2 separate regions of the Homo sapiens genome follow, and region 2 is linked to region 1. The links are chromatin contacts, found by Hi-C in ENCODE. All regions are on one chromosome and are shown on one strand. The core of a region is the stretch at or near the end of the contact, and the rest is flanking DNA. Distances in the headings are between cores, read along the strand shown.

Region 1 (3,248 bases), core at 553-3,052:
TGGGTTTGGTGGCGGGCGCCTGTAATCCCAGCTACTCGGGAGACTGAGGCAGGAGAATCTCTTGAAACCGGGAGGCGGAGCTTGCAGTAAACCGAGATCGCACCACTGCACTCCAACCTGAGCGACAGAGCGAGACTCAGTCTTAAAAAAAAAAAAATCACTTCCCTATCCCAAAGTAATTCCCCTGGTGTTCTTTCAGAGGAACTTGGCTGTTTGTTTTTTCTTCGTAGGACTCCTCACAATTTGTCACTTAAATATTTATCGTTGCATCTGTCTATTGTCAATAAAGCCAAAAAGCCTGTAAATAAACCCTTCCGAAACTTATTTAGAAATCCTGAGGGCAGGGACTGCGTTGTTTTCTTCACGCTTGCATACCTGCATCTAGCACAGTAACTAAAAGTAACCCTTCCTAAAACCTAGGTGATGGGTTGACAGGTGCAGCAAATCACCATGGCACACGTTTACCTATGTAACAAACCGGCATATTCTGCACATGTATCCAGGGACTTAAAATTTTAAAGTAGGCCTTCTAATATCTGATGACATGTGGAAGAACATTGCAAGGTTGATTTTTCATCCAACTATGTCAAGACCACGGATAGAGCCTATAAGCTTGCTACATGCCACAAGGATGTCTAATCTTTACAACCATGCACTGCAATAGACATTATGTAGCCCGTTTTGTAGAGGAGGAAACTGAGTTTCTCAGAGGGTAACATGCCATAGTTCCATCGCAGGTGGACTGACTACAAAGCGTGTGCACCGCCGCCCTATAATGCAAAACCACACTCACTGAAGGAAGATTCAATAAGACAGTCCCTGTAACCTGACGGCTTTCCTTCTGAATGTTCTGGCTGGGATTGGCTGCCTCAAAAACACCATTACACTCTGTTAAAATTGCTACAAAGGCTGTTTGGGAGATAAAATCTAAACAAATGAAATCCTAAAACTGCCAATAATAGCAATAAAGCATCAACAATGCTCACAGTTTTGCAGTATGCATTCACGGGCCATACACAGCCTTTAACAAGGTAATTTTCTTACCCCATTTCACTTGACTACATCTTACCTAGTTAAGCAAACTACCTCTTGTATAGTTATACTACCTCTTATGTAGTTAAGGCAAATAGTATTACTTAATATCAGCTGTATACAGCTGCACTTACACACGAGCTTTCTGACAGGTGAACACCAATCTATCTTATTATTAAAAACAAAACAAAAAAATCAAAAACCTCTCAACAAAATTCCACACATATTAAGGAGTATTTTGAAAGGAAGGAGTCCCTTATACTGACCTCCCCGTACTCAATTTAGTAGAATACGCATTCCAATTTCCTAACGCTGGAGATTAGAGAACTATAAGCTACATATTAAAAGCATTTGTAAAAGGCTATTTTCTCAGCTGTGGTAACAAACACTGGCAGAGTCTTAGGCAAAACACACGCCGTTTCGCCCGAGTTAGCCAGCCACTGAGATCGTTACAGTTGGGAAGCAGCGAGCCCAGCAGCAGGGATTTCACGGACCCGGTATCAGGGTTCTCGGGTCCCAGGGGCCGCGGGCCGCAGAGTGGGAGGAGGACCCGGCAGCTGTGGCCACCCGAGGCCCGGACGGCTCCGCTGTCCCACTCGCCGCGACCCGGACGCTTTGGCAGGACCACGTCTGGGGCGTCCCCGCCGGGGGGCCGGGTCAGAGAGCCTCGCCACTTGAATCACCCGACGAGGCGGACAGCTCTACTCACCTCAGCGCCAGCAGAGCCAGCGCTCCGGAGCGCAAGCGGCGCTGGAAGCCAAGCGGGGGACGGCGGGCGGGGCGGGGCAGGGAGCCAGGCGAGGGCGGGGCGGAGCGCCGGGCGTCGGGGGCGGGGCTCCGGGGGTGGAGCGGAACCCGCGCCAGAGGGAGCTGGGGAAGAGGGAGCGGGAGAGGAGCACGGAACCTCGCGATAATCCCCTGTGTTCTCGCGCTTTCACGATAGGCGCGGGAAAATGCTCGTTTGCCAAGCGATCTGTGTATTGGCCGAGAGCGCTACTTCCTCTATGCTGGCCCCGCCCGCGGCTCTACTCTTGCTTCCGGCTCCGGCGTGGGGTTTGATGTCGACGGAGTGGCTTTTGCTTAGCGTCTTGAAGGGGTAATTTAGTCGGCTCCAACTTCGGGAACCGCCAGTTACTGACCTGTTCCTTCATTCATACATTCATTCAGTCACTCGGCTTCTCATTCAGAGCACACGTTGAGGGATTACAACAATGATCCCACGTTGAGCGTTCGTTCTAAGAGCTGTTTATAGATTATCTCGTTGAACCCTTGACAGCAATCCCATGACACAGGGACTAACAGCGCCAGTCTGACCGTTGAAAAACAGGCCAGTGGGTTTATGTAACGAAGCCAACGTTATTTAGCAAGTAGTGAGTCTAAGCACCGGATTTAAGGGGTCACTACGAACTGGTAGATAACAAAGATGAGGAGGACGTAACCTAGTCTCTGCCCTTCAAACACCCAAGGTTTATTTTGAGTAAAGATTGCTAAAAAGGTCAGGAACAATTTAGAGAGTTAAATACAATGACACTTCCTAGCCTGACTGAGTAGGCCGTCAATATGTATTTCTTCAAGACGAAAATTATTATGTCAGCGAAATAGCATGAAAGAGGGCTTTATGCTGTTAAAAATACTTGGAAGCATAGTTCGGAAACATTTTTAAAAGACACTTTTTAAAGTGTCTCATTAATATGACAAATTTCCTTCTGAAATGAAGATTTTAAAGTATAATCCTCTACTACAACCGCTGATATTTTTTGTTCTGTGGAAAGCCTGTCTATGAGTTTGCGAGGCTCCTTGTCAAGGAACTTTAACTTTATAATGAAGTAGTTTTTACAGTTGCTGACTTAATTATTCATAGAGACGAATAACCTAGAAAGCAGAGTTATATTAAATAAAAAACATTGGTTTTAAAACAAGGTATGAGTTATAATAAAAATTATCAGTTATCTATTAAATCTGGTCTTCAAGAGCTATTCAGGTATACAGCATGGTTGGTATATGTCATGTATTTCTAAGATAGTTTCGGAATACCTAAGAATTCGTGGCACTCAGAAATTTTTTGCTGGTCTTAAAATGAGGAAATCCACATTTTGTGTAAAAACAAAGATACGGTGTTTAATGGTCAGCCCAAATAATAAGACTTGCTGCTAATATATGAAGAGTTACACCCCCCAAAAAAGAAAAAAGATTAACAGTAGAACAGTTTTTTGAAA
Region 2 (3,248 bases), core at 315-2,814, 2.4 Mb before region 1:
ATTGCATCAGTGTTTCCAGCGTTTCAGCTGTGGGCTTCTACCACCACTAAGCCGCTCACCTAGAGTTGTTACTTTTTTGATGGGATGACATTCCATGGATTTATGTACTGAAATGGATTTCAGATTTTAAAGAGAGGAATGCTCTACGTGCTCAGAACTGAATTAAAATGGCATTATGTCAATAGAGAATTCAGCTACCAAACAAGAAGTATTGTTTATTTTGCGATATGCTGTGAAATTCAAAAGAAATGTAAGAAATAATCTCTTTTCAATATACTGATCATTTAGTTAACTTCCTGAGGGATGTGAACAGTGAAACAGTTGGCAAACAAAACAATATATATCAGGCTTGTGTAGTAGTATAAGGTGCAGATTGTGTGATATGATTTTTATTATTTATTTTTTGAGACGGAGTCTCGCTCTGTCACCCAGGCTGGAGTGCAGTGGCGCGATCTCGGCTCACTACAACCTCCGCTTCCCGGGTTTAGGCGATTCTCCTGCCTCAGCTTCCCCAGTAGCTGGGACCACAGGCGCGTGCCTCCACGCCTGGCTAATTTTTTTGTATTTTTAGTAGAGACAGGGTTTCACCGTGTTGTTAGCCAGGATGGTTTCGATTTCCTAACCTCGTGATCCGCCCGCCTGGGCCTCCCAAAGTGCTGGGATTACAGACGTGATTCACCGCCCCCGGCCGTGATACGATTTTTAAAGCTAACATTCAGGGCTTATGTGCCGGCACTTTTCCATGTATTTTTTAAAAAGTCATTCAGCAAACATGCACGTGAGGGGGTGGTAGTCAGAAGACCGCGGAATGAACGATCCCGAAGCACGTGGGTGGGAGGAGAGCACCTGTCACCAGCGCTTTCTCCCAGGTGTGCTGTGACAGAAACCGGCAAGGGTCTCCGCAAGCTGGGGCCTGAGCGCGGCTCCCCAGACGGCCGCGACCTTCCCCAGGCAGGGCTGGGCTCTGGACCCTCCCCTCACTTCCCAGCGCCTCGGGCCATCCTGCTTCTCCAGGCCTGAGAGGAACTTTCTGGAAGTGCTGCGTATCTTCAAGAGGCCGGCCAGAAGTGAAAGCCGCGGCAGGCCTGAGCGCCGGCCCCAGGGGAGGGGTCCCTCGGGCCCTCGTCGTCCCGGGGCCGCTTCCCCGACTGTAAATAAGTGTCTTTAGGATGAAACGCCACGCGATAGTGTCCTCGGAACCTTCGCACGAGATCCAGCACACAACATCCGACCACACACTGGGGCGGCCAGCCTCCCGCGTTCGCCCGCCTCTGCTCTTGGTTGCTTCGGGCGCGCATTTCGGTCCACGGATGACCTTTAACAGGTCTCCTGCAGTGGAACCAGGGGTGAGGGCCTCGTCCAAGGGCGTGAGGGGCGCGTGGAAATGGAACAACCTCCCAGGCTCGCATCCTCCTCGGGGACCTCCCAGAAGGCTCAACCGGAAGAAAACCCGCGACCCGCGCGAGGACAGCGAAAGCGCAAACGCCGGCCGCCAGGAGTCGCAGCGCGCCTGCGTCCAGTTCACGCTCCGGCTCCCAGGCGCGCCCCGCCCCCCGGCCCGGAAGTGCGCAGGCGCTGGCAAGATGGCGGGAGGGGTGCTCCCGCTGAGGGGCCTCCGCGCCTTGTGTCGCGTGCTGCTCTTCCTCTCGCAGTTCTGCATTCTGTCGGGCGGTGGTGAGTCAAAGGCTGGGTTCAGCGCCGGGTGGGGCTGAGTGGCAGCAGGGCCCCGGGAGCTGCGAGGAGGCCGGGCCCACGGGCGGACGCTGACGCGGGGAGGAGGCCGAGTGCCGGGCTCCGGGCCGCTTGTCGCTGCATCTGGAGTCTGGCGCCCTGGCCGCCCGGCCCGAGGCCGCCCCTCCGCTCCGGCGACACCGAGCCCGCCATCGCGGCTGCGGAGCCCTGGCACGGAGATGGAGCGCTTGGGGGCTGGGCCGGGGAGGCGGAACTGGAGCGCGATGTCATCCTTCGGTCCCTCGTTGCCGGCTGACCTGAACTGATGTCTACTCTGTTGACGTTTCGTCCCTAAGCTTTGTGTTTTCTGGCTGACCAGCCGTGAGGTTTTCATGAGCAGCTTATTGGCCTGGTGTAGACCCGCCGTGTTAACCACACAAAATAAGGTTTTCTTGTCCCGGGATAACGTGTTTCTCTAATTGTACGATCCTTAAATTTAGAGCAATCGCAGGCGCTGGCTCAGTCAATAAAGGATCCGGGCCCAACACGCACATTCACAGTAGTTCCCAGGGCAGCAGGTACTAGACGTTTTCTATTCTAGTAAATACATGTAGTTATCTCTAGTAGTTTCTCTTTGTTTTTATAAAAATTCCCTTTAGTATACGAAGTCACTTTCCATTTTTGAATATTTATTGTATTTTAGATTATGTGAATTAAGGGTAGATACACAGCCATTTTCAGTAGATAGTCTTCGTATTTATACCTTTTGACGTTTCTGCCTCCTCTCTTTTTCCAATCCCACGCTCATTTGTCACCTTATTTCTATTATTTTTCCACTTCATCCATCAAAATAACCTTCAGTCCGTGCTTCTTTCCCTTCAGCAAATTTCCTCTACTGCTAAAACCCTGTTCCTGATGTTGGAATATTAAAGGCTCCCTCAGGACTGTGGAAATGGAAGGATTACAGCGGGACTGATGGAGACTTGAAATCTAGATCTGGTTTTGCTACTGGGATCTTGAACAAATTATTTATCCTCTTTGGACCTTGGTCCTCATCTTTAAAGCGGTGGGGTTGGTCTGACGACCTAAAGTCATTTCTGCTTTGTGATTCTAAGTGTCCACCTTCCAGCCACATAGTCACGGGATCAAAAAGAGTATTTTGTAGAATTGTTCCTTAATACAGTGAGTAAAGTAGGACCAGTTTTAAACAAGCATTAGTGTGTTTTGCTAGGTGGAGGCTCTGACTATAATTTCATCACTTTAAAGTGACATTACTTCAGTGAATTGAAACTGGCAGAGATATTTTACTGATTCTTATTTGGATGTAAAAAACAGCAGTGCACTTGAATTTTAAACTCAGATTACTTTTTAGAGAAAGCACAAGAGTTCTTAACTCTTGCAGGCTTTTGAAAGCCCTTCTTTTCAGGAATACTTGCAATTTTGATCCTTTCAGTTGGTAAAAATACATTGCACACTCATTAGGTTGGTTGGAAATAAGTTGCAGCTTACTGAAGATGTTATTAAAGTAGAGAACTGTTTTGAACTTTGGTAGCGTAAAACTGTAAATATTATATTAG

What was found. Hi-C counts contacts between places; a loop is a spot of excess contacts on that map. Pooled maps may share reads with other maps.
Region 2: a loop to region 1 is called in a map of CD8-positive, alpha-beta T cell, with 11 times the contacts of the local background. The contact joins the promoter of TM2D3 here to the promoter of LRRC28 in region 1. A Hi-C loop is called at or near these places in 2 of 168 maps with a recorded cell type or tissue (both CD8-positive, alpha-beta T cell), 2 of 37 single-sample maps with no recorded cell type and 9 of 50 pooled maps.

What each region holds. Positions count from the first base shown.
Region 1 is chr15:99,250,035-99,253,282 of GRCh38, reverse strand. LRRC28 (leucine rich repeat containing 28) reads right to left here and starts at 1,802. Exons shown (of 10, transcript NM_144598.5): 1 at 1,742-1,802. It also overlaps a transcript of TTC23 not described here. RefSeq lists a silencer at 1,488-2,027 and an enhancer at 2,278-2,327.
Region 2 is chr15:101,650,697-101,653,944 of GRCh38, reverse strand. It overlaps TM2D3 (TM2 domain containing 3), which reads left to right and starts at 1,564. Exons shown (of 6, transcript NM_078474.3): 1 at 1,564-1,674; 2 at 2,172-2,249. The coding sequence starts at 1,584. It overlaps TARS3 (threonyl-tRNA synthetase 3), which reads left to right. Exons shown (of 19, transcript NM_152334.3): 19 at 1-349. RefSeq lists enhancers at 270-1,160, 1,267-1,326 and silencers at 987-1,176, 1,417-1,976.